Regions from separate parts of the Homo sapiens genome. Here region 1 is linked to region 2. Evidence: chromatin loops called from intact Hi-C (ENCODE). Cell type or tissue: PC-3. All regions are shown on one strand. Links, peaks and the distances in the headings refer to the core of each region. The heading gives the core; the rest is flanking DNA. Region 1 overlaps LOC105379083 (a long non-coding RNA gene). Region 2 overlaps LINC02058 (long intergenic non-protein coding RNA 2058).

Region 1 (15,718 bases), core at 3,008-11,007, 240 kb after region 2:
AGCAACCTGCAGAGTCCACTGGGAGCTTTTCTGGGTGCCCGGGACTTCCTGCCGCCCGTCCTCCCGATCCGCCCGATGCCCATGCTCCTCCTCCAGTTCTGTGCGTGAGCTGCCTGTCTGGCAATGCGCCCCACTCTGCCACTGCTCCACTCTGCCTCTGCTCAATGCGCCCCGCTCTGCTACTGCTCAATGCACCCCGCTCTGCTACTGCTCAATGCGCCCCACTCTGCCACTGCTCAACGCGCCCCACTCTGCGTCTGCTCAGTGTGCCCCACTCTGCCACTGCTCAACGCGCCTCACTCTGCCATTGCTCCACTCTGCCTCTGCTCAATGCGCCCCACTCTGCCACTGCTCAGTGCGCCCCAGTCTGCCTCTGCTCTCCCTTGTACATCCCACTGACACAGGGAGAAAACCCCCTTCCAGCTGTGCTCAGGCACAAAGAAACCCTTCATAGGCGACATCCATCCATCCAATCACTCCCTCAGTTAAATGGCCCCAGTAAGGGAGATCTTCGTAAGGGCCACCTACTCATCCTATCACTTACTGAACTACTTTTCAACCTTCACTTCTTGTCCGATGATCTCAAATCCTTTACCTTTTAGTCAATGTGTGTGCTTTACAATTCTTAAATTCTATTTGGTGTTTTTCTATATCTCAGTGAAATTTTTCTGAGTCTAATTTGAAATTCAAACCTGGACCCAGTGTTCTCTCAAAATCCCTACTAGTACTATGTATTCATGATGAATTTTTTTTCATTCCTACAAATAAAAGGATTTCCATAAACTTCCCCACAGTCTACAAATATTTCATGAGTGATGCATGCCAAAATGAGACTCTCACTCTGGTAAATACTGACTTGGCATACATGCCATCAAAGCATTTGCAGATTGATCTCTGTTAGATACTCACGGCCTGGTGGACTGATAACTGCAGCTGTAGGGAAGAGGGGAGGGAATGTTAGGCTTACTCCCAGCTCCCCTGCATACACTCAGTGTTCCTGAATGAGCTAGCAAACCTCATATGACAATTTGTGGTAACAAAATTGTGATCTTGACACAGCTCCTAGAACAACAGAGTACTGAATAACAACAAAAATTGCAGTGAGTGCCATCACCGTGAAATGATGATTCATTTGGCAACTGCCATACAATATAACAAAAATATACCCAGATGAAATGAAAGTTACTTCAAATTTATAAAATACAAAAAATCTTTAACTACCTATTCAAACCCCAACATCATATAGTTCTAGGATAGATTATATGATGTACAATGCTCTTCTCAAAGATGGTTTAAAACTTAGGATGTCATGATTCCCTATATTTCAGGAGCTTGCTTTTCCATTCTCAGCTTGACTCTGCTTAAACTGAAAAGGATGGGCTGCAGACCTTGACATATTCTGTGAAACCCTGAAGTAGTTGCATCCCCATCTGCTGTTTTTTTGAGCAGCATATCACAGACAGATCTGATGTCCACAGTCACCCCTCCCATTCATGTGCTCCATTTGTCAGCTTTCTCCAATGGCTCACATTTTGCTTCTAGCTTGTCTTAGTCTGTTTTCTGTTGCTATAACAGAATACCACAGGCTACGTAATTTATGAAGAAAAGAGACTTACCTGGCTCACAGTTGTACAGGCTGGGAAGTCTAAGATTGAGGGGCCTCATCTGGTAAGTGTCTTCTTGCCACGTCATAACATGGCAGAAGGGTAAGTAAGCACCAAGACCAGAGAGAAAGGGGCTAATCTTTCAAGATAATGCACCCACTCCTGTATTGATAGCATTGATCCACTCATGAAAACAGAGTCCTCATGACCTAATCACCTCTTAAAGGTCCCAACTCTCAACACTGTTAAAATGGCAATTAAGTTTCAACATGAGTTTTGGAGGAGACATACAGACCATAGGATAGCCTTTCACCTGTCAGTCCCTGATTACAGAGATTCCCATTCTGTCCCACGAAACTTCTGTGGACCTCTGGGCCCTATTTTCCTTTAGGTATCATCTTTTCAATGAGTCTCTATACCCTACATCAGAGTTTATAATTTCCAGAGCACCCACTTACTCTAGAGGAATATTTTTAAAGATCTGAAGAGTTTGTGTCTGTTTCTACTCAACCTTATAGTAGTCTATCAATTTATTAGGTCCTGGGTAAAAAAAAAAAAATTAGAAACCAATGCACAATGCTAATAACTGTGAGATAACTTAATAGATATAAATGTTTCACAAAGGTGTTGCATAAGAAGAGGCCCATTAAGTAGATGTGTGAATCTGGAAGAACAGAAAGGGTAATTCTGTTTAATAAGATGTTTCCAGCATTATCTTACTAATTTGCTAAGGAGCAGGTACAGGCCATACAGCACTTATAAAGTAATTAGAAATCCTTGATAATTGTTTTTTTAATTAACAACAAAATTTGAAGGAAAAAAAACCTGATATCCATTCCCACTTCTCTTCTGGATTAATTGTATTAGATTCAGGAAAAGCAGTTTATGCACAAGAGATTTTTTCATTCCAAATTACAGGGTGAAGAGGAGACTATTGGATACTCATGTGATTTATGAAAGCAGAGGGTCCGCTTATTTCTACTCCTTTTAATGTTACAAGAAAACCTGCTGATCATTTCTGACAAACTTTTGGTCTCTTATTAGGGGAGAGAAGATCTCACTGTAAACACTTACTTTCCCCTTAGCCCTTAATATCATGTTCCATCCTCAATTATTGAAGGTTACTGAGTCACATAAGTCCAACAAAGAGAATTTTGATCATCAGCAGTGATGACAAGGCCATCAGCATAAATATAATGAGCCCTGCATGGTCTACAGAAAGCAAATAAGAATATTACTGTGATAAATCTAGGCGCTTCATACTGTAAGCGAATGACTGATCACTCAGCTAGAATTGCCTCCCCATGGATTTAGGCTTCTATTTTATTTCATGTCAAGCATTATGCCTACTTCTATGTTCCTCTAAGTCAAGATCAAATATCCCTTCCAGTGAAAGAAAAAGTGATGATAGGTGTTCCTGCCAAAATTGAGTCCATCCTTTTCATTAGAATCTTACCAAATTTTAAAGCTTACAATTTAAAATTCCAGTCATCTCCTGAAAATCAGTTTTCTCTAAGAATTTCACCTGCTGCTTGGCTTGAGGTGCATCTGTGTAAGTTTTTATCTTCTGTATTCTAGAATAAAAAAGAATGCCATTTTTATTTTATTCCCTTCTACGCCTAGGAATTGAGATTGTGTTCTGAGGTGGAATGAAGGATACAGGAAAGACCCTGATCTGTTGCATACATTAAAAAGGCAATTTGGGGAAGTGTAAAATGTCCAAATTGTGTCATTTCTGGCCTCTTTTATGGCCACTGAAGGAGATGGAAGACATTGTCACACCGAAAACCAGTCATTCAAAAATTAAAAATAAACGTTTAGCTAGGTGACCATACTTTCTTGTTTGCACAGGGACAGTCTCGGCTAGTGCCTGTGGTCAGGCATAATTATTAAAAGTGCCATTTCTCACCTTCAAAAGTGTCCCAGTTTATGGCTAGCCATATATAGAAAGCTGAAACTGGATCCCTTCCTTACACCTTATACAAAAATTAATTCAAGATGGATTAAAGACTTAAACGTTAGACCTCAAACCATAAAAACCCTAGAAGAAAACCTAGGCATTACCATTCAGGACATAGGCACGGGCAAGGACTTCATGTCTAAAACACCAAAAGCAATGGCAACAAAAGACAAAATTGACAAATGGGATCTAATTAAACTAAAGAGCTTCTGCACAGCAAAAGAAACTACCATCAGAGTGAACAGGCAACCTACAAAATGGGAGAAAATTTTCACAACCTACTCATCTGACAAAGGGCTAATATCCAGAATCTACAATGAACTCAAACAAATTTACAAGAAAAAAACAAACAACCCCATCAAAAAGTGGGTGAAGGATATGAACAGACACTTCTCAAAAGAAGACATTTATGCAGCCAAAAAACACATGAAAAAATGCTCATCATCACTGGCCATCAGAGAAATGCAAATCAAAACCACAATGAGATACCATCTCACACCAGTTAGAATGGCAATCATTAAAAAGTCAGGAAACAACCGGTGCTGGAGAGGATGTGGAGAAATAGGAACACTTTTACACTGTTGGTGGGACTGTAAACTAGTTCAACCATTGTGGAAGTCAGTGTGGCGATTCCTCAGGGATCTAGAACTAGAAATACCATTTGACCCAGCCATCCCATTACTGGGTATATACCCAAAGGATTATAAATCATGCTGCTATAAAGACACATACACACGTATGTTTACTGCGGCACTATTCACAATAGCAAAGACTTGGAACCAACCCAAATGTCCAAAAATGATAGATTGGATTAAGAAAATGTGGCACATATACACCATGGAATACTATGCAGCCATAAAAAATGATGAGTTCATGTCCTTTGTAGGGACATGGATGAAATTGGAAATCATCATTCTCAGTAAACTATGGCAAGAACAAAAAACCAAACACCACATGTTCTCACTCATAGGTGGGAATTGAACAGTGAGAACACATGGACACAGGAAGGGGAACATCACACTCTGGGGACTGTTGTGGGGTGGGGGGAGGGGGTAGGGATAGCATGAGGAGATATACCTAATGCTAAATGACGAGTTATTGGGTGCAGCACACCAGCATGGCACATGTATACATATGTAACTAACCTGCACATTGTGCACATGTACCCTAAAACTTAAAGTATAATAATAATTTTTAAAAAGTGTCCCAGTTTAGACAATAAATTACATGGTGATCCTACTTACAACCAAGTTGGAAGAGAGAATTCTTCAAGCTTCCTAAAAGTAATCTTCCAGGTAAATATGAGGTTTCTACTGGTACTCAACCTAAAAGAGAAAATATAATACTTCAGGGATTAGGGTCTAATTACATCTATCTTTCTGCAGGTTTTTATTTTTAAAAACCTCATCTTTATGATTAAATGTAGATATCATCCCCTATGACGAGGATGGACTTTTTTAAGTGTTCAAACCAACTAACAATCAGCTAACTAATTTAACAATCTAACTAACTAAATGATAGAGATTGAAAAATCACAAGACAGCTTACCTGTTTTCACCAATGTGCCTAGACCCAGGGGATTTGAATAACTGCCTCACATTCATTTATTCATTCAACAGGTATTCAATAAGTATGAAGAACTGTACTAAGTGTTTTCGGGCATAGAAATCAAATCAGATTCAGACACTGCCCTCATGGACTTTATAGTCTTGTAGATAAGATAAGAAACATATATGATAAATGTCCACAGGAAAGGAGACTACACAGTACTAATTGAGTCTAGTGGGAAAAAAAGATGACATTCTTATCAGGGGACCTGGGATATATACTGACATAACCATTCTGGTTGTTTAAGTTTTGAAATACTTCCCAAGCAGTTGATAAAAAGAAATTCTCCAAGCCACCTTATGGTGTCCCCAAGTCACTTATTTAGGCCCCCAGGTCATCTTGTGGTGCCCCAACATGAGCCACAGCAGCAGGTGAACAAGTCCAGGAGCATTTCTGGTGAAAATAAGGATGGTCCAAATAGCTGCAGAGTAGACTGAGACAGCTGCTTGGGCAGTGGAGACGACGCAGGTTGGAAAGGTGAAGTACCCGTACACTGCTCAGGAACAGCCCAGTGTCCATAGGCCTGCAGAGCAGTGGCATTGGTATCAACATTGTCAGCAGGAGCCTGGCAATGGGCTGTCTAGATTGGTTCATCTGAGAAATGCTGGTGTTCTGATGCATCCCCAGTCAAAGCATAGACAGCACACACAGTCACCTCTAGCTGCAACAAAACACCAAGCTCCAGGGGACCTGGTGACTCTTTCATTCTATTCCCTATGGAAACACATTGACATGACTGTAATACAGCATTATTCTCTTGATTTTTACTAAGGGTCAGCATAAGAAATGACAGTATGAATACATTTTCCATATCTTCTTTAAAGGCCACTATTAAAGAGAAATTGATTGAAAATGAAAGTGAAGTGTCTTGAAGAAGATGGCCTATAAGCCTGACAGTGTGAACAAAAAAAATAAGGCTAAAAAATATAATCAGAAAAAGCTGGCCTCTGTGAGGTTAAAATAATTCTTTGGCCCCTCACTATAAAAATACTTTCAATATTTTCTTTTATTTTAGTAATTCATGGTTAGGTTCTTGTTTATTTCCAGGAACATTTTCTTCTTACCAACTGGTATATATCCTTTTATTAGAAAATGAATACTACATGACTCATGGAATTTCTTTATTGGCCTTTGTGACCCCCACAGGAACTAAATTTAATGTGCAACTGTAGAAAATATCCCTAGCTTAGATTTCAGATCTAATGATCTCCTCTGTTCCTACATATGGCCCTTAATATTTTAGCCTTATGTTAACATCTTATTGTATATGTGTAACCCATATCAAATTCTCCCAAAATAGGAGACTTACATCAAGTAACAGGTATATTTATGGATATGTTTTATAAAATATATAATCTTTTGAAATTTTAGACAGAAATTTCAAGAAAGTATTAAATAGACGAAGTGTTCATCTAAACTCTGTGTCCTTTGTGGGTAGCGTCATAATACTCCACCCTTTCTTGAGTGCTTACAACAATTCTTAGCTCGTATTTGTTGAATAACAAAATGAATACTGCATTAAGAAAGTATTATCGTATTATTCTCAAGATCATAATGGAGGTCAAACACCACCATAATGATGTCAAAATCCCTTCATTTTCTGAACTAAATGTGTAACAAACTTGCTGAAAGTATATTAATCATCATTTGTGACCAGGAAATGTTTTTTAATTATTTGGATATTTTGTGGTATTCGATATAGCAGGGATTTTAGCTGGAATGCAACTTAAAGAAAATCCTGTCTGCAACCGTAATGCAAAACTTTCCACTTAGCAGAACACCCAGTATATCTGCCTCTCAAGGAGTCCATTCATTTTCAGTTTCCAGCGTTGAGGTCCCCCTCTGGAACTATAGCAAATTAAGAGGTGTGTGATTCTTGAAGCTTTGTCTCTTTTACATTAATAAAGACTAATCATGTTTAAACATGTTAGCACGGCAAGTCCGGGGATGTGGGATAGGATGCCAGTTCTAAAGTGAAATTAGTAGTGTGAAGAAAGCTATGTGAAAAGTCGTGGAGAGAAATTGATTGAAAATGAAAGTGAAGTGTCTTGAAGAAGATGGCCTATAAGCCTGACAGTGTGAACTAAAAAACTAAGGTTAAAAAATATAATCAAAAAAACCTGGCCTCTGTGAGATTAAAATAACTCTTTGGCCCCTCACTATAAAACAACTGCATTAAAAGGAGAAAAAATTATACCCATAATATGCATGTTGCACAGAAGATACCTTTCAGAAAGGAGTCATGAGCAGAAAATTTTCTGGGTATAAGAAAACAAATGAAGAAGGAAAAAAATGAGCTTGCTCTTTACAACCAATGAAAACTTTCCTTTCTCTCTCTCTCTCTCTCTCTCCCCCTTCTCCCCTCCCTCCCTCTGAAATATACATACACTTGTTAAGCATTGTGAGCAGTTCACAAGCTACACAGTGAGTGAGAATCACTGCCTTAGGGTAAGTTGTTCTTACAAATAAGAAGTCAGGACCTCTGAGGCCCATATTCATTTTGCCTAATTTCTTCATGCTAGGTAGGACTTCTATAGTTAAATATTTTTCTTCTCATGTGATATTCAACTACAGATCAAACATTTGGGGTCATTTTGCATTAATGCAAAGTTTCATCATGGTGTACCAATTTCAGGTAGTTAAGTCAATAATCATAAGGAAGAGGAGAAAGAGAAAAAATAAATTATTGTATGCTTGCTGTGTGCTAGGAGCTTTCTGCATATTATCCCATAGGAGGCTCATGTCACTGAAGACAGAATTTTTGTTAATCCCTTTTATACATACGTAATGAATTGAGAGAAAAAGGTCAAATCTGCATTTGTGGCTTCAAGTGTGGCCATGGAGAGCCAGGGCTTAGTTTATCAAAAAGTAGGCATTAGTAGCTCACAGATTGCATTTTTGTAGCTCTTTACTCCAAACCAACTTTGCAGAAGGGTTCTCACCCACCTTACTGTCCCTAGCAATGCAGCTGCTTCCTTCCGTTCACTTAATTGATCATTTTTAATAGAAGGAAACAGATAATTAACTAATCAGGCAAGACATCTATTAGTGCAGACAGGCTTGTAGCTAAGTATTCAATTTATTTCAGAATGTCTGTAAAAGTGTTACATATTGTCAAAACCTTGCATATTATAAATAATGCCACCTTTAGCTAGGGGTGTATTTCTTACCTCTAGAGTCTTATGAAGTCATTCCTCTAATGGAGAAAGAGAGCTCCCGGCATTCTTAAAGGACGTACCAGTGTTGCAGAGGATGCTAGGTATTAAGTGAAAGGGAGAAGCATATCCTAATTCCTTTTCATCCCCTCCTCCCTCTACCCATGGAACAACTGACAAGCTGAATAGCTTATGGGGGTGAGTTGATCAGTAGGAGTGAGTGAAGAAGGCTAAGGCAGACAATTCTCCCAAATTAGTCCGCTGCCAGTCTTGGTTCACTGGCACTTTGACACCAATGTTAGGATGCGAGTTTATTGCAGTGGCACTTTGGCAGGATACCATTTCACGAGGAGCTTCCAGCTCAGAAAAGAAGAACAGGACTGTTATTACTGGATGCTTTAAATTCATGGGCCTTGCAAATGGAGAGATGTGTTTGTCAAGAAGTCCACATTTAAACAAATACTTGATGTTGACTTTTTGTGTGGGGGAAACTCACTTAACCCTCTGAGATCTCACATTTCGGCTAAGAAAGAGCAGTGGTTAGCTGGGTTCTATAGAAGGAATGATAAGCATTATAAATTCTCTTCCAAAATCCAAATTTACTCAAGAATGCACAACAGTAATGAACATTTATAAATGCCAAGAATAAAGCATATAGTGAGAAAGGTGAGGTTAGATTGTACCTATTTGTCATAGGATTTCACTGGAAGCCTTTTAAGTAAATTCCTCCAGTTCTAACAGATAATTTGTAGGTTGACACAAGTGCTGTGATGTGTTGCAGATGCTATAAGCCCTCTAATGCTGAGAGTGTGAGCAAAATCAGCAGTACTCTCCCCCCATTCCCTTTTTTAAGTTGTAAGCAGACAACCATGTTCCATAGGTCACAAAGTGTAAAGGTTAAACCTGCAGGATGTAAAGTGAGGAAACCAATTCACATGTATTATCTGAGAAATTAGTCTCACTGCTTTAGAGTCATAGGCTTTGAAAGTAAGGAGCTGACTCTTAATCAAATTCAACTTAGCAAAATTAACCTAAGACACATGTAATGATGACTGCTATTGAGTGATAATTAGCCATAAATGGAAAGTAATTCACAATACGATTAAAAGTTGTATTACTGTTTATTATCATAAAATATCTTTTCCCGTGATTCTTCCAGTATTTGAAATCAACATGAATGTAACCATACAGTTCTCAAACTTTGCACCAAAGCACCTCAGCATGCCACAATGAATTCATGATAAGATATTTTTGAATTTCAGAGGGAAACACAGAGATATTGAATATCTGTCAAATACTCCATAAACTACCAGCTTTGAGTTATTCACAGTGTCATTACTGATTCCTAGATTCCTTTTGGTGACATCATGCCTATGCAAAACTAGGTTCTCAGCAGTTACTATGAGCAGGCACCACATGAAAATCAATGTAGAATGTGAAACAGGATCTAAGGCTTGCAACGTCTCATCTGATTTCAAAGTTTGAGAAGCTGCATGAAGCCCAATAAGCACACACACCCCATTTGTATGTCATACTAGATAAGAGTCAAACAAAAATATATTTTTTCAATTGATGTGTAATTTTTTAAATGGCCAATAAGTTGTTAGGACATAAACACTCAAGTGTTTTTGGACCCAACCACTTAATTGAACTGTTACTTATTTATTTTGGCCTAGGAATGCTGTGAGAAAAAAATTTAAACACTAAGAACACGGTGAGCAAAAAAAAGTTTGAGAAGCTCTGAAGTAAACAGTTTTCCCAAATCTCTCTCTCTCTCTTATCTCTCATGCACGTGCATGACACACATGGGCATACATATCTACACTCTGACCCATAATTTAAAAGGGATTTCTACCTTTTTTTCCATTTAATAGATATTTATCAAGCATCATGTATGTGTTAGGCACTGAATTAGTCTAGATAACACAGAATGAGTGGAACCAATAGTCTCTGCTGTCACAAAGCTTAAGCTCCTGAGAGACAGGCAGTTGACAAACAAGTAAACACCCAAACACAGAACACAAACAATAAGAAAAGAATAAGAAAGGGTTCTTTCTAGATTTCACTCTCTAACTTCAGGGGCTCCCTTTGCCCCTCACCATGCAACAAAATTATGCTTGGCTTCCCTCCCACAAAACCCTAAGAGAGTCTTAAACCACACATGCCCACTTGCCCACCCTACTGAGGAGTAGGAAACAGCATAATCAACATACAGGATTAGAAGTAGCATCAGAGACAGCTCCAATTAGCTCCAATGAGAAAGAGCTCTGGGTATATACATAGTCTTGAGACAACTGAACAGAGGTGTGCTCAACAGGGAGCTTGGATTAGGCAACAGGAAAAGGAGAAAAGGACCTGGTGGGGACCAGCCTTGTGAAAGGCTACATCCTCAGGCAGGACACCTCTAACTAGTCTGCTACTCTAAGAATCTGTAATTTCAAAGCATGTCACTTCCCACCTAGATGCTTGGAAGGCCAGGAAATAAGATTGACAGAGGATGCCACTGAAAAGAATATGGGAGCCTTGCCTTTTGGTCTAAACCAACTCCTGTTTGCCATCAATTCTCGGACAAACAAAATTGTGCACAAAGTATCTCCCATCCAATGGAAGCTTTTCTCCTACTCCTCCCTACTTTTAGCAGGAAGGAAGCCTAGACACTACCAATGACTAGACTAGTCATGACTAGTATTATTGGATACTACTGCTGTACCCTTTTCCATAGCTCTACATAGAGGTACTTGTGCAGTCTCCTTACCAGAAATAGCCATGCGTAAACAACAATCACCAAACAAATCCCTTGAGTATTTAAGTAACAAGGGGAATTTCAACTAGAAGCAAACTCTACACTTCTATGCATGCATTTTTATTCCAAAAGGATTGTGGATGATGAGAGAGAAAGTAGTGCCAGAACAAACAAAGTGTTAGAGAGAAAAGCAAATGGAGATCTTGCCTCTCCTAATAGAGTGAGATTTCTGGACTAGAATATTTGTCTTCCTTCTCAGACTTGCCTGATATTAGCAGTGATACTTGGAAGAGTCAATCACTCTGGTACCATCACAGGAAGGAAAGTAATTCTAAGTGATAATTTAGAGCCTGTGAAGGATTTTTATGAGACTCCTCCTAACTGAGGAACTCAAGAGAAATCAAATGATCTCCTACCTACGTTTAGCAAATTCAAGTTGGAGAGTATCCTATGCCGTCGGACTTAGAGCTGGGCAACTCACTACATGCTTTCACAGCAAGAGGACTAGAGCAATTTGTCTTACAGAAAGAAAAAGTACAAACAGAAGGACAAGAGGAAAAAAGCAATTTGAAAGGTGGTGCGATGTTCAGCTATCTCAAGATGTGGAGGCGATGCTTCTTGTTGTTTTCTGCCTTGCTGCGAAGACAGCTGTAATTATGGAGTAATTTGCCAGCCTCCTTCAGCTCATGAACCTTCTAGGTAGGAGCCATACTCATTCTCTCATTGACACATGGTGTGCAATAATGTCAGTTGTGTCTCTGCTGTCAGATGCTCTCCGCTGCTGGGGAGTCATCTACCCAGGTGTGTTAGCTTTTTCCATCTGAATCAGAGTAGTCCAGCGCAAAGAAAGCAGGTTTTCAGAAGAAAAACATTAGCACTTGAAGGATTTTTTTTTTTAGAGAAAGAAACGATGTTTTTAAAAAGCATTATCATGTTGTTCAGTACACAATTGGGTACTTAATGGTATGCTGTCTTGTTTTATTCTCTACTGGAATTGCTAAAGTCTAGAACTGGACATGACCTCAGACCTCATCTAGTCCAACCCTTTAATTTTAAAGATTTTAAAGAGAACACCATGGAAAAGTTTTTTGGCAGGGAAATAATCTGAAGACAGATTTTCAGATTCCCAGATTGGTGTTTCACTCTATTCTGTCTGTCTCAGACGTTTTAGAAGACAGTAAGTTTGGGATTGCCAATATGCCTATATCTTCATAATAATTCTCAAATACTTACCCCCAATGAATTTCCAAGGTTTTTTCTTTACATTTTTCTTGTAAGTCTAAGAAGGATAAGTTGTAAGAAAGAGAGAAATCCAGACAGAAAAAAATTATGGTATGAAGACTTTAGATATTTTTTAAATTAGTTCTAATAATAGCAGCAAGTATTTAATGCTTACTCTATCCCAGATACTGGAGATGAACAGGTGGGCAAAAGTATACAGTGATCCTGTGATCAAAGAGCTTAAACCTAGTGGAGGAGTCATACATTAATTTAAAAGAACAGAAACCCCAGCACTTTGGGAGGTCGAGGTGGGTGAATCACGAGGTCAGGAGTTCAAGACCAGCCTGGCCAAGATGGTGAAACCCTGTCTCTACTAAAAATACAAGAATTAGCCAGGCATGGTGGCTGGCACCTGTAATCCCAGCTACTTGGGAGGCTGAGGCAGAGAATTGCTTGAACGCGGGAGGCGGAGGTTACAGTGAGCCAGGATCGCACCACTGCACTCCAGCCTGGGTGACAGAGCAAGATTCCGTCTCAAAAAAAAAAAAAAAAAAAAAAAAAAAAAAAAAAACAGAACAGAAACACATTTATTGAGGGTTTTTAATGTGCCAGAAACACTGAAAGAGTGCTTACTCATTAACTCATATAATCCTAACAAAAAAACTTCAAGATAAATAATATTACCTTTACTAACATCATCCCCATTTTATATATGAGAAAACCAAGTCAGCATGAGTTTAAGTAAGAGCCATAAGGTCTGGCCGGTGAAGGTAGAGAGAGGAGATTTGAACCCAGGGAATCTGAAGCCAGACCCCAGACCTGACTTGCTTAACCACCAATGTCTGCCATGATGATCTATAAAACAGGAAATGTGGCAGGAAATGTTCAATGCCATTAGAGAAGCCCACAATATTTTCTTCTGCCTTTCAAAGAAATAGATATTTAACTTAAAACTATTAACCTTAAATCACGGACCCCTTCGATCTGAGTTAAAAGGAAGAGTGCAATCTATTTGAAAACAGAGGAATGACTACTTCCCATTCTAGTCTCAATTACCACAAGGGACAATAACCCAGATCTAAAAACATTTTATAACACCGGGACAAAACACCTCTCATTTAACTTATGTGGAGCACTCAAAAAAAATCACATGACCTTTGTAATGGGCAAACCACTGTGATGACATAGGCCTTTAGTTACTGGGTGGGCATTACCCTCTGGCCTCTGCATGATGTTAGCAGTCCTACTTCTTGGCACTATGCTGTAAGTTGAAGCATTTTGCTATGAATCTTGCCTTTCTGACTTTGAAAGTAGGGTGACCAATTGTCTCAGATTGCTTGGTACCGAGGTCTTTTCCAGGATGCAGACTGGAAAAACTGGGACAGAACTAAAAACAAGGACAGTCTCAGGCAACCTTGTCTTCCTACTCATGCTTAGCATGGCAGCTGAGTGCATGAGGAATTGATACAGCCCATGTGAGTGGAAAAGATCCAACCCTGCTCATTTCTGGGTAGCCATGTCCGTCTTCATGGACTCCATTGTTGATCATAGCTGATGAAATTAGTGGTTTCTTTACTTAGCACAGTGATAGCTCCTCAGTGAGCTCACCCTCTTCTTCATATGACAAAGCCACAAAAACATCTTGGCTGTCTTGGGCTATAAGATTGCCTTTGCTCCAGATGTGGCTTTCATTTGATCCTCAACGTGGGCATCTTCCCTGTTGCAGGACTCTGTGGCAGGCCACTTTGACCGTCACCCCAGTGACTGTGCTGGTAGCGGGCCAGCTGACAGCCTCAGCAGACTGTGGGGATCTGAGGTCATGTCTCAGGCTTGTGTCTGCCTGAACAAGCCATTCTGCCCTTCCAGCTCTGCTGCAAACACTTCTTGTTAGGAGGATTTGCCATGACAAAGTTTCCTCCCAGAATTCTATATAGCAAATATGCATAGCATCCCTCTACCGAGCCTTCCTTCTCCACCCATTCCCCTTAGTTTTACTACCCCTCCCACTGCCAGCAAGGGTTCGAAGCCAGAGAGATGAGCCTGGACATGAATGTCTCTATCCTTACATTTACTTCTCTCTTTGAATGACACTCCTTCCCCATCAGAAGGCTTTATGTTTCCTCCTAATGGGAAGTGTTCTTTTTTTTTTTTTTTTTTTGAGAAGAGTCTTGCTCTGTTGCCCAGGCTGGAGTGCAATGGCACGATCTCAGCTCACTGCAACCTCTGCCTCCCAGGTTCAAGCAATTCTCTGGCCTCAGCCTTCTGAGTAGCTGGGATTACAGGTGCATGCCACCATGCCTGGCTAATTTTTGTATTTTTTAGTAGAGACGTGGTTTCACCATGTTGGTCATGCTGGTCTTGAACTCCTGACCTTGTGATCCACCCGCCTCTGCCTCCCAAAGTGCTGGGATTACAGGCGGGAGCCACCGTGCCCAGCCCCCGGGAACTTTTCTTACATCACATTCTATATATCTCTACAATGGAGCTGGCATGTAGAGGGAAGCTCATGAAATTAGAAAACCCTAAACTTAAGAATTGAGGTTGCTACTCCAAGCTAAGCAATGGCCTTCTATGCCAAGGGACTCTGCCTGAAACTATAAATGCTATTGGTTCTATGAATAAAAAGTTACTAAGCAACTTGCTAAATACATCAGCAATACTTGCAAAAATATTAACCTCATTATACTTTTTAGTTGTCTTAATTTCATACTGTCTTCTTATTTTTTTTCCTCTATTTTTTACCACCATGATAGCAAATGAATCTGTGGCAACATTGCCTCTGCCAGAATGAGACAGAAGGAGCCCTGCACCTGAAGGAGGGGACATGTCAAAGAATATCTTCCTTCTGCCCTGCCAACAACACGCCACCCTGTTAAAACAGCAAGTGAAATATAGCTATACGACAACCATTCAGAAGGGTTATTTAAATTCATTTCCTAAAAAGACTTTTTTTTGATCACTGGAAAAAAATTTAATTTTTAATCTTCACAAATGGTAAGATCCCTTGTTTGCTCACTGATAATTTTTATTTTAGATATACTGCTGTACCTCATGGTGGGCTTTTCATGAGAATATTTGACACAGAATCATAGACTATTTGAGCCCACTAGGTCCCAAGAGGGCATCTAGTACAGCCTTTTAAAAATTTTTATAGACTTTATTTTTTGGTGCACAGCAAAATTGAGAGGAGAGATTTCCCATATACTCCCTGCCACAATGCTGCACAGACACCCCCATTATCAATATCCCCCACCTTTCTATCAATCCCAAAGAGTATATTTGTTACAATAGATGAGCCTATATTGACGTATCATTACCTCCCAAAGTCTATCATTTACATTAGGGTTCACTCTTGCTGTTGTACATTCTACAGGTTTGGACAGTTGTTTAATGACGTGGTTCCATCATTATAACATCAGAGTATTTT
Region 2 (15,718 bases), core at 3,973-11,972:
GTTTTTTAAAAGTATATTGACATCTTAAAATCACACAAGAGATGTTTAATACACAAGATTGCTCACTTAGCAAGTTGATTCTTAGAGGAAATATAAACAGTAAAATTATTAAATAATGAAAACAAAGTTTAAACAACAAAACCAGAATGGATACAATAAAATGAGTATTGCCAATTTCAAGTTAGTCACTATAAGAGGGCAGACCCTTATTCCACTGTTCCGAATATTTTTGGAAGTCCTCTTTCAGGAATTCTTAGGTATCTTTGGTATAGACCCTTTGAAATATTCTTAGTGATGGTGCATCTTCATCAATTGAGGTCAGATTTTATTTTTAGAAAGAGCAGAAAGCCAATCAAAGCCAAGTCTGCTGAATGAGATAAGTGATCAAGCTGAGTCTTTTCACTTCTGATCAAAATCAAAGCACAGTTATAAATCCCAAAGTGATGTGTTTATGTGGCTTTATAAGTTTCTACTGGCATTAAAGACAATTTTAGAGAAAACTTACAAATATGTTCTGAGTATCATTAAAATATGTTATTAACTACCTAAGATAATGACTTTGAAGAAAAAATTCATTTGGATGTATAGCTTTTAATGTACTTTTTTTTAAAAGGAGAAAAAACTAGGGTTTTTTTCAAACACTATACATCAAAATGAAATCTAGGTGAACTAAAAATGTATTTTTATAATTAAACCATAAAAATCTAGAATAAATTATAGCTGACTTATCATAACAAGAAAGTGAGAAACTTTAAGGAGCATATTAAAATAATTGGTTAAAAAATAATGTATCAAAAAATGCATTTAGAAAATTAAAAGACAACATATGGAAAAATGAGGTTTAGTAAATTTACACATTTTTAAAATAAGATATTTTTCACATTAGAAAAAAGCCTTAAATTTTTATACTCACTGGAAAAAAATACAAGTGCTCTCTTAGGCTATAGGATTATAAACTGGCACAACCTTCCTCTAAGGCAAGTTGGCATATGTAAGAAATGCCTGAAAAATGTGCCTTTGACCAGTCAGTTAATTTATAAAAATATATTTAAAGAAAGTATTATGAATGTGCACAAAAATTTTTATTCAGTTGAGTTCTGTGTACTAGTGAAAGAAAGAAAAATAATCTATGCCCAACTATTAGAGGGTTAAATTAATAAATTTTGATATTTCCATATAATAGAATAAACAATGAAAGAACAAATGTTGATAATACCCATGTTGTCAAACAATAACACAACTACAGCTATTTTACTTCTTTCAACAAACATTGAATCTATTTTCAAGTAATCTTAATTCAATTATTTAATGAAAAATAGACCATTGACATCTGGGGCTGTGTGTGTGTGTGTGTGTGTGTGCATCACTGATTTGTACTTTTGAAACACTCCTATGCTGGCTATGTTGTAATTTCTTTTCATTTCTCCTGGATAAAGAATTATCTCTATTTGTAGAAGTTTTCTCACTAACAATACCATGCACTTTAGTCTACATTAGAATGAAGCTGCACAGGACTCTGCTTCTTCTTCTGCCTGTACAGAGCTGTCTTCTTCAATGAGCACATTGTACTGCTTTTCCTTCTCTTCCGGAGAGAGGAGGTTTCAGAGAAAGTGATATAAAGTTTGTGATTATCGCTTCAGAATTGAAACTGTTTTTACTGGCCCTTTAAATCATAGAGAACAATACTGCCCAAGCCACTGATATCCTATCTATATCGGGTGGCCACTTAAATGTTATTTTTCTGCAGATCTTTGCACCTTTTCACATGTGTTTTCTTTAAGTTAAAACAAAAATAAATATGTTTTTGATTATTCATTTATTTCGGTCTGTTAAAACTTGAGCTCCTTCAACTTATTTCGTGTTGGTTTAATTGCTTATAGAGGTTAAAATACTTTCAATGAAATAACCAATCTTGTACTCATTCTACTACGTAACAGAGGGTATTTTCTTAGGATTTGTAAGGAAAATTCCCGAGTACCTTTTAGAAATTTTAGTATGTCTCAATTAAAATAAAATATTATTTTTTTGAAAAAAAGCTAAAATGTGTCAATTAGAAAAATGAGACTTATTGAAATTTCTGTAAAATAAATCACACATTTATATGACTTTCAGAAATATTGATAAAAGAATTTTAATAATCATATTTATATTGTGGACTCAGGACAAGGTAAAAATATGTGCCCTTTTATTTACTTACTATCTAAAAATTAAAGGATTTATTCTGAATTTTGTTAATATGAATCAAGTTCTATGTAAGCTATGGATATAATACAGTTATATTTCTTACTTTGGTGAAAAGTGATTTCACAGGAGTAGTGTAGAACCCCTGTTAAAATCATGAGTCACACATAGTCCGTTTGAGTCGTGGTCTTGCCACACTACCTATGTTACCTGGGAAGCTGCTCTATTTCCTCCTAGGTATAAAAGGCATGACAATTCGTATTTTGAAAGTTCATTAAAAGGCAACTGAAATAATATATAAAGAACTTTAGAGAGTTATTTGCTCATAATAAGCACTAAATAAGTGGTTGCTATCATTGTTACTGTTAATAATATCAGTTTTAAAGTTTACTAAATATCATTGTCTTCTTCTGAATTGCTCCATCACTAGGGCAAGTTGCCTCTCCAAGATCCATTTCAATTTTGACTTGTTCCTATACTTCCTTGATTTTTCTGGCTCTTATTGATCTCTCTAATTGCTTCATTAGTGATTCTTACCCCTTTCCCCCAAGTGAATTGTAAATTCATAGAGATCAGGGATCATGCCTTCTATTACTTCTATTATTTCTGAATTCCTTAAAATATATTTATTATCTCATTGTTATGGTTGTTTATTGCTATATAATATACAATCCCAAAACTTAGTAACTTAAATGACAGCCATCTTATTAAGTCTCGTAATTTCTGTGGGTCAAAAATTTGGACGGAACATTGCTGAGTGATTCTTCTATTCCAGGTCACTGACAAGTGACAGAGTTACTTGGTGGCATTCACCCAGCAGATGGACATGGAAAGTCAAACTTTACTCACATGTTCGGTGCCTTGGCAGCACTAGTGGGAATATTGGGCATGGGTGGGAGTGTCAGTAAGAGTGCCATTGCCTACATATGGAGTATGTGTCTTGCCCCTCCAGGATGGTGACATCATGGTAGTTGGGCTTCTTACCAGCTCAAGTTCCCAAGTGCATGACCTTATATTACTCAGCCTCAGAAGGAAAGTAATTGTAGGCCCACTCAGGTGCATGGGAGGGGACATAGAGCCCATCTTTTGATGGGTGGAGTGTCAAATAATTGTAGCCATGGCTTAAAACTGCCACAATCCTCTATGACACAAAGAATCCCTTGAGAGTGGACACTATATGCTGGTCACAGTTATATCATCAACTACGTCTTATAGATCAGAAGATACTCAATAAATAATTTTTAAAAGAGCCAATAAGGCATTAGCTTTGAAAAAAATTATTAAAAACTTAGCCTTTTTTCATAGTCTCTGTAGTTAAGAAAAATTAAACTAATGATTTTGAAGTTTTTTTTTATACAGAATCTAGTCTTTACTAACCTTTTCTACCATGAAACCATGACTATATTGAAAATTTTCTCATTTCTGTTTCCTTGAACTCCTAGCCTCGAGCAATCCTCCTGCATCAGCCTCCCAAAAGTCCTGGGATTACAAGCATGAACCACTGCACCTGGCTGCATTAGTGTTTCCTAAGCTTTATTAGTTTCTGACTCAATCTCTTTTCCTTTTGTCATCTCCTGTGTGTGTGTGTGTGTGTGTGTGTGTGTGATTTGAAGTCAGAAGATATGATGTTTTCTGCCAATAATTCTGTGTAAGCCACTTCTTCAGTCACATTTGCTCTTTTGTAACAATAATGTGGCTAAGTTAGATGATATTTAAGGCTTCATACAGCTCTACAACTCTGCAACTATAGGTTTATTATTCTTATAATAATATGAGAGAGAGGCATAGCATGGTACTAAGAGTACTGGTATTGTAGTCAATAGGGCATGGATGTTTGTTCCAGACCTGCCACCTGCTAGTGGTATAACTTTTAGAGATAATAATTTCTCTATTAAGTTTTCAGGGTTGTGGTAAATCTAATGACATAATGAATATGATAACCTGTAAAGAGTCGCATGTAATGGCCGAGAAACATTTCTCTATCCTCTTACGAGGCCAGGGAAGAAGAAAGTTATAAAGGGTTTTAAAGAGGACGTGTCATTACACTAAATACAATTTTGGAGCACTTCTATGAACAGGCATCTATGCTGGAACATCTCCGGCTCCAAAACCTGCAACTAAGCACGGCCTATGCAAATATTATCCTTTTTCCTTATTTGGAGGCTGCATTTCTAATCATTGAAAACATGCACATTGTCAGGGAAAGACACTGATAATTCAGCCACTGAGCCAGTATAGAGAAGTTATTCATTCCTGGGTTCAACCCAAGGTCAAAAACATCAAACCCCAACCATTAAGCAAAATGGTGACAGGCATGGTAGAGATGACCTGGAGTAAATATATTGCACAGAGGAAGCAAGGTCAGGAATACAACAGGCCTGAAAAAATGTTGCAGAGACAAAGTCAGGAACAACTAGTTTAGAGTTCAGAGGTGTACATGAACAGAATCTTCCAGATGGAATAAAAGAGACCAGCAAAGGAGGAACCAGCCACCAACAAACTGGAGATGCAATGGAAATCCTCTGTGTCTAACTGCATTTATAAGCTGCATATCCTTCCAAACTCCATCTTCTCCACAGTCCAGACCTCCTTACCTTGGACAAATCTGGTGAAGACATAGAAAGCAATGTATTCTTACTTTCTTGCTGAAGAAGACAGTTTGTTTTGGCCTTCCGTGCTCAGAGTAAAGATAGGGCTCACTTCTTAAAATCTGTCTCTTCAGTCAGCTTGAGCCCAACACTGTTTTGGATGTATTATATTTTAACGTTCCCATTCAAAGGATGTTGAATCCAGTAGGTTTAAGAACACTCACTTTTTTTATTAGTGCGTACTTTTGTTCTCAGCAATGAGAATTTCTTCCTAATATTGTTTCAGTTCATCTAGGCTTAACAGAAAACATCACCTGTACCAGGGCAATATAAAAAATATACCTCTGTGTCTTGGGCCTAGGTGTGAATGGCACTATAATGGTTTGGTTGTGGGGCTATAATGTGTGATAATTTATGAAAATATAGAAAGGAATGGCCAATTTCTACATCCTGTTGTCCATATGGTGAAAGTCAAGAAAGGGTCAAGCTCTGCCTTGCCTTTGTTTAAAACACCTTTTTGAAGCCCAGTTCTTGGCCTGCCACTATGGAGACCTCTTCTGCAGCTCTGGGTGTCTGGGAAATGCCTGTTTCATTAGGACTCCTGACCCCTATCATTTTACACTTCAGAAGGAGTGACCAGCTCACTTAAAACAAAGAAGCTTTGACCTTTCTCCCCTTCTGAAACCAAAAACAGATGAAATTAAAGTGACTCATTTCCGGTTCTAAATATACTCTAAGAAACATCTTTTTCAAGTAGTTTTGGGCTGCGAGTTTTTAAAAAAAATTTTGCCTTGTTTTTATTTTATATTTCCACATAAGTATCTCATTCCCTTTTTGTCAAGGTCAATGTATTTATTACTTATATTCATGGTGTAACTCACTATACTTTATTTTTCCTTCCAGCTTTCTTACTTTCTTCCTCTTTTTTCTTCTTTTTTTATCTGTGTTGTTTATAACTGTGACCCTTGATCTTCCAAGTCTTAAAACAGCTTGGCTTTCAGCAGCTAAATCTGACAAGGTCAGCATTTTTCTATTTATTCTGAGAATACTGTTTACCCTCTGGGGTTTTTAAAAGCAATTCTGTAAAACATCACTTGGAAAAGTTTGTAGCATTCATTGAGACTTCCATAAAGTCAGAACACAATAAATGACAATTTCTTGCTCTGATTTTTGAAGTTTCAGACAATCATCACTACCTGATCATTTGGTGCCTAAACAGCTGCACTGACCAACATTTTAAAATTAAAATTATTAGATTAAAACAATCAATATTATATAAATATAATTTATTTTACTTCAGTAGAATGCCTTTGACAACTTTAATCAAAACTAAACAAATAACTCTTGAGTTTTGCCTTTCAGAAAATACTTCCATTAGAAATTGCATACACAGACATTATACTATTTATTTTAAGTTTTGAATGAGGATACAGAGGAAGCAGGCCTTTTCCGTAGCCAGGCTGTAGAACAAATCTACTTTTGATCAGAACTTAAGTTGCGAGACAGTTGGGGATCATAACTTATACTTAAGATACAAAATCTGTTTCTGAGCTGGTGAAATTGAGAATGTTAGTAGAGAAAGACTAATGCATTTTCAAAGGTTCAAAGATATTCTACCAGGCCTGGTACAGCTCTACATTCACTAGAGCTACTGTGGACACCTCTGCATCCCTGTGAACAGACCAGTTTACAAACTTTGAGATCAAGCTGAAAATATAACTTCCTAGCTGTGCAGTTTCAGTTCAGAAAGTCTCACCACTGCATCCAGAATTCTCTGCAATAGGCTTGATGGGGAAGCCAAAGTATGTAATATGTTCCAATCTTGTTAAGAAGCTTATTCACTAGACTATAAGGGGAAAAAAAAATTAACTCCAGAAAATGTACTGCATTAACAAACTGAGACTCTCTGGTGGTAGACAGGCTTGGAGAGGGGTGAGAGTATAAGTGTGCCATTGCAAATGTTTTGTAGTGTCTTCGGGAAGAGTGGGGCTCTTGAATCCCTAGCTCAGGAGAATCAAGGAGCAGGTGGTGCCTGGGAGGCTAAACACTGCTAAGTCTGCATTTATTCCTTTAGCTGTATCTGTGCATTAATTCAATAAGATGGTCTAATAAAATAATGCATTTTCAAAATGCTTAGCTGGCATTTGGGGAGGGGGTGGGCATTTTCATTATTTACTAAGGAATGCATTTTGAAGGAATTTGTGACTGAAGACAGCTTGCGCTGTAGGCTGCTCTCGCCTCCAGGGGTCACCCTTCCCTTTAATGACTATACAACAATAGTCTGAGACCCCCACCCTCAGGGACTTTAGTCTTTTAGCAATTTCTCGTGCCCTAGTAACTCTGAGAATTCCAGAGACTGCTTATATGTCTCAGAACCTGTGCTGGTGGTCGCTTTCACCCCTCCCAGCCATCTGTCTCTGTCTACAGTCACACCCTCCGCCGGCACCCTCTGGCTGCCTGAGTCTGACTTCCCTCAAGCCATTTCTGCTCCCTTCATGCCATTTTGTGCTAAGTGTGGACATGAGTCTGTCTCATTATTCCCCACAGCACAGTCAATAGCAGGTTCAAATATCTAACAAAATTTTGCTGAAGGCTTAGGGATAACTGTAAGAAAGAAATAATAAGAAAAAAAAAGAAAGAAAATAAATATAGAATAAAACACTAGATTTATATGACTTCCCCAAGTGTGCACACCTCCAGAAGCTTCCTCCTAAACGTCTCTCTCCTTTATACACACACACACACACACACACACACACACACACCCTTCTTACTTCACATTATACTGGCTAGCCTGCTTCTGTCTCATCTAGAATTAAGACCCTCAAATTCTTTGTGACCTCCACAGGGGGAAACTTTATTTTCTTGAAAGAAAACATGATGTGATCTGCAAAGAATACGATTATTTGTATTATCATATATGGGAGTTTATCTCACCAATATATCAAAATTTCTCATTCAAAATAAAATATTTGCTTTATCTTATTTTGATCAAGATGGGAGGAAAAGCTGTGCAGTTTAAAGGACAGGATGTTCCTTTCTTCCAGTAGTTAATTTTCAAACAAATTTTGGTGACCACCTGGGTACCCTGTTTCACTGGTAAGTTCGTATCTAAAATGAAGCACCCAGTGTGATTTAAGGAGAGGTCCTGGCATCTTGAGATCACTCAGAATCAAAGGCAATATGCGAATATCAAAGCTGCAAGTATAAAGGGATAAGGCAAGAACTGGAGCCTGCAGGCTGATGAGTCCCCTAGTTCTAGCCTTAGCCAGTGTAGACTGAGGATAGCAACACTTTTGGGGGAAAAGCGAGTGACTGTGTACGGAGAGTCATGAGATGGAAAAGAAAACTGCAAAAGTGATCAGAAACTCAGATTTTTAACATATTATGTCTTCTTGGTGGAATGGAATTTTCTTTGTAAAGACTAGGGGTTGATTAGAAAAACCCGGGAAGGTTAACTCTGAGTTAGCCTGGGGTAAAGATGAGAGACATGACATAAAACGTTTCTCTGAAGTCTGTCATTGTGCTTTTACCTCCCCTGATCTGCAGGGACTTAAACATGTAGGCACTCGGACAGGGCAATAATTTGGTTTCTCTGCAAACCAGTATAGTTAAAATATTTGTTCCCATTTATTCAGAGCAGGACTTCATGAGGGAAAGATTAAGAAAGAAGAGTCCCATTGGAAGCAGCTTTCACCTCTGACCTAGAACTCAAATACCTCACTCAGTAAACTGAAGACATTTCTGGGAAAATATGTTGTTGACCAGCTACTGTTATTTGACCAGTTCATCCTCACTCCGAGTGGCTTTTCAAAGTATGTCACTCAAAAGTGTACATATATTATGTTCCTTGGAATTTTTCTGATAAATATAATTCTTCCATCCTGTTAATTTTCTAATAATGTCCTAGTACCCTTAAAGACAGCAGCCCTGGGCACTGCCCATCTAGTTCACCTCTCAGTATGACTTGGCCAGTCTCATACCAGTGCCTCCTGGAGTTATTGATGTTAGTACCATTGAATACACATACCTTCTTTCCTGCTTATCTACATGACAGAAAACAAAAAGTGCATCTCAAAGCACAGGATCTTGGCTCAGGTGGACTCCTACTAAATGCTGTTCAATTGAAATGAATAGAAGTGCTGGGTCTAAGGGCATGAAGAACTATTGTTTTTAGAGGCCAAGGTGCATAAGATGTATATCTAAAATATTCCTGAGCTTCAGTCATCTGAGTGTGGTAAGTCAAATGAAGTTTGAGGACACTTCTTTGTACCACTGAGTCTTAAGGAAATATTTCTTAAAAATTTCCCGAGGACTATGCTAACATTCTAACTTGTTTAATAAATAGAACTTTGTGGACTTCACAACTCTGCCACTTCATTAACATGTTTTGCATGTAAATTTCTAATTGGTTTCTTTATACTCACTTTTAAGATGAATACATTCTTCTGTGTTAACATTTTATATAAAATCATGGTCTAGACTTGTACATGTACTGCTAAAATTAAATCATCAATAATCACTATCTAAAATGAATTACATTCTAAAAGCTCTGGCTAATGATTTATCTCTTCTTCATGGAACCGATCTCTATCAGATTGATTTATGTAGCAACCAATCATGTTTCAGTAAACTGCAGCATGCACATGCATCTTAAATGATGATAAGCTGTGACTGTCCATTTATTTGTATAACACTAGCAACAACACAAAAAAGAAAGAAAAGAAGGAAAAAGAAAGTCCCCACCTCTTACAAAAGCATCACAGGATGACCAAATCCTCTAAGAAATGATAATGGCCAATTCTATATCAAATTTCAGAATTACTGATATAGTATCATGCATATGCAAAAACAGTCACAAAAATGGTGAACATTAAAATGGTGACATTTGATACAGAGAATTCTTTGCCTTTGCATGTTTACATTATTTGCTTTGATAGCAAGGTACCTTTTTGCACATTAACATTATTTGCTTTGATAGTCAATGCTTTTGTTAGTTGTTGAAGTGATTGACAACCTCATGCTGTTCTATTTAATTGCCTTTTCTGCAATGCAAGGTTCTGTGTTTAGAAGATGCTGTTTCATAAATAAATCCAAAGTGTGTGTGTGTGTATGTGTGTGCCTGTGTGTGAACTACAGAGGTTTCATTTCTCAAGCTAATTCTGTAACTATTCAGCAACAGCTGTCGCCATATTTATCTGTATTTACACTGGAGTTCATTCTCATCTTTCATGTTTTTTGCCTTTTCCGTATTTAAGGAAACTCACGGATGTCCTTAAGTGAATGAACACCTTTTTACGAAGCTATTCATGTTTGAGGAAAGAGTAGAGATATTGGACATATCATGTTTTAGCAAAATGTGTAGAAGGTTTAAATTTTCAAGACCTAAACAATTATTTCCCACAAGACTACTCCTAAGATTTAAAACCCCTCAACATTTTGCATTGTGCCTAAATTTACTTTATATCTTTTGCATTTGTTCTCTAAATTAATAGTAAAGTAGCATCTTTTTCTAGTTAACAAATATAATACAGAAACACTTCTGCTAAAGGGTTTGCCACATGATTTTTAAAACTCTCTCATTGAGAGTTTGGTCAACATTATTGAGTTAGACAATATATGTAATTCAATATTGTTAAAATCTTTAACAAATTTTTATTATTTAACCTAAAAATGAAGTTCAAATAATTCTTAAAAGTAAGTTATAATTAAGACATCTTATTATAGTTGTATTCAGGACATGTTTCAAGACAGTTATTACGCTTTTTTGAAAATGTGGTCAACTCTTGGTTTTTTGTTATAAAGCTAGATGATTTTTAACACATTGGATAACAAATTCTGTAGGATTCTACAGCTCAACATGCATGGAATAAATGCTATGGTAACTTGTTCCTCATCCTTTGCTGTGAGCATAAGTTTAAAAAAACAATGAATTCAGTGGTAGAGAAATTAATTTCAGACTGATGTTTCTAACTAGTCTGAGAAATAAAAGTTGGATCACTTGTGATTATCCAATTGCTAAATGAGGCAGAGTGATTTTTTTAAATGCTGAAATATAAATCCTGACAGTGCCACTCAGTCACTGTTAATTGTATAAATCTCTTAACGATTTTTTGTTTGCTTTGAGATAGTGTCTCCATCTGTCACCCAGGCAGGAGTGCAGTGGCGCAATCTCAGCTCACTGCAACCTCTGCCTGCTGGGTTTAAGCAATTCTCTTGTGCCTCAGCCTCCTGAATAGCTGGGACTACAGGTGTGCACCACCATACCTGGCTAATTTTTGTATTTTTAGTAGAGACGGGGTTTCGCCATGTTGATCAAGCTGATCTTGAAATCCTGACCTCACACAATCTGCCCACCTCAGCCTCCCGAAGTGCTAGGATTACAGGCATGAGCCACCGCATTCGGCCAACCATTCTGAGTTCACTTTTTTCATCTGTAAAATAAAAATAAATAGTAACTACTTTATAGGAAACAACCAACACTGGATTATGTGGAGGGAAGGGAGCCAGGAGAATAAATGCCCAGCCCTCACTCTCCACTTTCTGTATCTCACCTCACAATGGACAAATCCAACCCCAGTCTGGAAGGCAGGAGACCATGGATACAGTTCCCAGGGAGTCTCCAGAGCAGAGAGCAGGATGCAGAATGGTGAAGAGTGGATTCTGAGACATAAATGGAAAATGCTAGAATAGACATGAAAAAAAAAAGGAATAAGGCCATAAGACAAAGAGCCCAGAAAGATCTCATTTCTATAATAAAGTTGGAGAAAAATATAGAGGAGATAACACATAGGTGGAACATTGAAGAACAGAGCCAACCATGCAAAGACACAGGCAGAGAAAATTCTAAGCTGAAAGAAGAGTATTGGCAATGGCCCTATGGCAAGAAGTAGCTCATTGTATTATGTGATTTGAAGGAAGACTCATGTGACTTCACAAGTCAAAGTAAGAAATGTAGACTTAATTGGGTATGCAATGTGTTTTAAGCAGAGGAGTGCCATTTAGAATGACCCTTCTGGAAGCTGTGTAAAGAATGACTTGAACCAGAAAAATGGGGAGAAAATAAAGAAAATAAAAAGAAGAAAAGAACAATTTTTAAAAATCCAAACATGTAATCAAATAGATATCACAAGGCAAAACCAAATGATTAAACACCAAATGAATCACATAGACCACAAAGCTCGTAAGTGTTCAGAGACAGAACAGTGCCTTTCAACTTGAGTTGGTAATAAAGGTTTTATGGAAGCTTGGCTTTAAACTGAAATTTAAAGGCTGATGTAGAATGGTAACAAGTGGAGGAAAAGGGAGAGCCAATTCCAGAATAAGAAGAAATGGAAGTTGGATAGTTACAGGAATATTTGGGGAAGAATGAAAGAAGCTTTTTTTCTGGAAAGGAGTAAAGGGGAGGCCCAGGAAGGGAGGGAGAATAACATTTGCTGGCCATTAGTGACTTAATTTTCTGCTCTTCTCTGATAAAGTTATAATTCATAAGCAGTGTATTAGTCTGTTCTTATACTGCTATGAAGACATGTACCTAAGACTGGGTAATTTAAAAAGAAAACAGGTTTAATTGACTCACAGTTCCACATGGCTGGGGAGGCCTCAAGAAACTTACAATCACGGTGGAAGGAGAAGCAAGTACGTCTTACATGGCGGCAGGTGAGACAGAGAGAGAGAGAGAGAACATGCAGGAAAAACTACCACTTATAAAACCATCAGATCTCGTAAGAATTCACTCACTATCATGAGAACAGCATAGGGGAAACCTCCCCCATAATACAATCACTTCTCTCTATGGACATGTGGGGATTACAATTTGAGATGAGATTTGGGTGCAACACAGAGCCAAACTCTATCAACCAGGTAGGTATTTCAATGAGTTTTGTGAGATTTTCAGGTACTATGTACACTAGGGAGATACTTCGGGATTTGCCCCCTCAAATTACATCACATAACCAAGCTATCAACTGCTGACCCACTTGTGGAAATCTGGTTCTGACTAAAATTCTCCAAAGTTCAGAAATACCTGAATTAAAATGTGATTGCAGCAAGGCTTGCCAAGCCAGTGATAACAGTATTACTTGTGTTATCTGCTGTTTTAGAGTGTTCATATCATTGTTTCCTTGGTGAAGATAATTGAGAAAAAACTATGTATTTATTTGTTCTCACTAGTTTTTTAAACTAAGAAATCTGATACTATTAATAATTGAAAATGAGTTGTCATTTTACTGGCCTACAAAACACTGGACAAAGTAGAGATTGCAGTTATATAAATTTTGACGAATATAGTTTTAGTATTAAAAGATAAATATTAAAAATTATTTTTGAGACATTAAAGCCTCAACTTCATTGTTATACTGTGCATGTATATTTTATGTTGAATGGTATGTTTGTTTTTCCTGTAAATGGCATAGAATTTTCAAAATTGGGGTATTTTTCTTCCAGAATGCATTTATTTCTCCCCTGAAGTTTAATGTAAGGAATGTAATTAGCAATATACTTAGTTCTACAAATAATTTTTTTAAAACTGTTATATTCCATATCAACATTAAGCAATCAAAATGAATATTATGTATTCATGTATGAATTGAAGACTCAGAGAATTTAAGACATTTGCTCAAGGTCACATAACAAATAAAGGACACAACTGAAGCTTGAATTGAAAAACAATGGGAGAAAATCATTTTCTCATATCCCTTGTTTGCAATACTTTGAACCTCCCTCTGAGGGCATCAGAGTCATTAATAAACTCACAGTAATCTCAATTTCCTTGTAAGGAAGGTAAAAAATTGTACATATGTTTGTATTTCACAACAAGGCTAGTAATGACCGAGTGAAATTCAGATAAAGAGAGTAAACCGGACTTTTACCAAGAGTCGTGCTGCAAAGTGGCTTCACTTACTACACTCAAAGCACTTCTTATAGTTCATAATGCTATTGTCTCTGTGATTGTTTGATTCATGCCTTTTTCAATAGACTGTAAGAAAATGAACAATTGAACATTAGTATTCCAAATTAATTCATCCTTGAAATGCTTTTGGCTCTCTTTCTACATCAATCTGAAACCCACACTTTCATCAAGCCTATAGTATATTTCCACCAGCTCTATGTACACTTCCTGATTATAGAACCCATTCTTTATCCCCCTTTGTTTATCACACTCCATCTTACTTTTGCAGATTGTCTTTTCCCTAATGAGTGCAGTTTTCATGGAAAAAACCCAGGTTTCTGTCTTACCCGTAAGAAAATCAGGGGTTCCTGCATCTCTTTCTTTTCCAAAACTCTCCTCTCACCTTGCTTTACCTTCACGTGAGCTTGGCTAATTGAAGCCTCTTTACTGGGGCTTTAAATCTTGAGCAGGAAAATACAAGAACAGAATACAAGAACAAGCACAGAAGAAAAGACTAAAAGCAATCATTTTAAAGGACCACATCAGAAGCCTATATACAAATTCAATCAATATCTGTTGAATTAATTTTGAATTCAAGGACTACATAAGAAAATAATCATCAAATAAGGAAACTGTTCATTGAGTTAGATTTTCCTAATAAGATCTGAAAACATCAAAATGCGGACAATTCATTAACCACAATATCTTCTATAAAATGAAGTCTCATTCATGTTGAAATTCTGCAATTTTTTGCTAAACACTGGACTGAAGACTTTTATCTCATTGTTAAAGTCCATTAATAAGGCCAATAGAAGAGAGAGGAATGTGGAATTAATAGGCAAAAGAAAGTGAAGTAATAAAATGAAGTCCGTCATGGCCCATGGCCTTTTCTGCAATATTTTAGTACATTCCTTTGATAAGCAAATACCAAGATCGCATTGCATTCATAACATACTAGGAATTTGCACAAGTAGAGGTTGATTTCATTTCTTATGATTCAAAAATTCTAAATGATTCTCAGTGCTTGCAAACATCATAGTTGCTGGTATTTGAAAATTTCACTGTGTTGTCAATAATTTTTAAAAATAAAAAATTATATCAAATGCAGAAAACAGTCCATAGGGGTGTAAATAAGCCATAGAAGTAATGGCAATACTGCCTGCTTATATAGAACTTTACTGTTTAAAAGCACTTTAACAATTGTGGTTCAAATAATTTACATTATATGAAAGGAATTACTATGGAGGAATTAATAGGTTTAAATACCACTCACACATACAATATATAGAGACATAATATTTCATTTAAAAATTCAGTTTATTAGAAAACATATATATATTTATATATATATTTATTTTTTTCAATGACTTTGCCATAAGAACATATATTATTTCTCCCAAAGTAAGTAAATGTTGGCTTTTCACACACAAAAGATGATAAGGATAATGTTGAAATATTATTTCTCACAGCAATGTTTAAAGCATTTGTATTATGTAAATAATTCATGTATTTTTTTCTTGTTAATACCAATTTGTATAACTATGTATGAGGAATGTTAAGAAATGCCTCATCAGGAGGAGATGAAAGGCTGGCAAAACTTGAAAAATTGAAAGCTAAACAGAAGTGATGGTTATAGTCCTCCTTTCACATTAGAAACTATAAAATTTTCCTGTTTTGTCCCATTTCTCAGTTGGAACATACTCTCACGGAGGAAACACAGATAGATGAAAAATTAACTTCTTTTCTTCTTTAAGAAAACATAAGCAGAATCACTTTTGATTTCTTTAAGTAGTTCAATAAACAATGAGTACTATTTTAAAACTACAGGCATTCCATGGGAATTTCTCTAGAAAGAAATAACTTATATTGAATGTCATTTTATGAGTTGAGTTTATGGAAAGCTATAATCTTTCTGCAATACAGAGTGTAATATAAACTAACTCATGCATGTTTCTTTTTATCTTGGGTATATACAGGAGGCCCAAATTATATGTCAGAAATGACCTAATGTGATTTCTTTTTTCTGAGAGGAACAAGGGAATATTAAAATTGCAGGTAT

What was found. Hi-C counts contacts between places; a loop is a spot of excess contacts. Peaks named below come from ENCODE experiments on the same cell type or tissue, not always from the same donor. Only the 100,000 strongest peaks of a DNase experiment are listed, where the experiment ranks them.
Region 1: a loop joins it to region 2, with 2.5 times the contacts of the local background. A loop is called at or near these places in 3 of 110 quality-filtered maps.

Annotation. Positions count from the first base shown.
Region 1 is chr5:93,145,018-93,160,735 of GRCh38, forward strand. It overlaps LOC105379083 (a long non-coding RNA gene), which reads right to left. Exons shown (of 3, transcript XR_007058869.1): 2 at 4,809-4,889. Among named protein-coding and RNA genes, the nearest start is that of LINC02058, 210 kb to the left of the region's middle. In PC-3, for the core only: no CTCF peak of the experiment used is centred there; a DNase peak (open chromatin) is centred at 6,304; H3K4me3 peaks cover 356 bases; H3K27ac peaks cover 1,654 bases.
Region 2 is chr5:92,902,683-92,918,400 of GRCh38, forward strand. LINC02058 (long intergenic non-protein coding RNA 2058) reads right to left here. Exons shown (of 3, transcript XR_001742811.3): 2 at 11,324-11,453; 3 at 9,434-11,203. Among named protein-coding and RNA genes, the nearest start is that of LINC02058, 29 kb to the right of the region's middle. In PC-3, for the core only: CTCF peaks have their summits at 7,021 (motif pointing right) and 7,024 (motif pointing right); no DNase peak of the experiment used is centred there.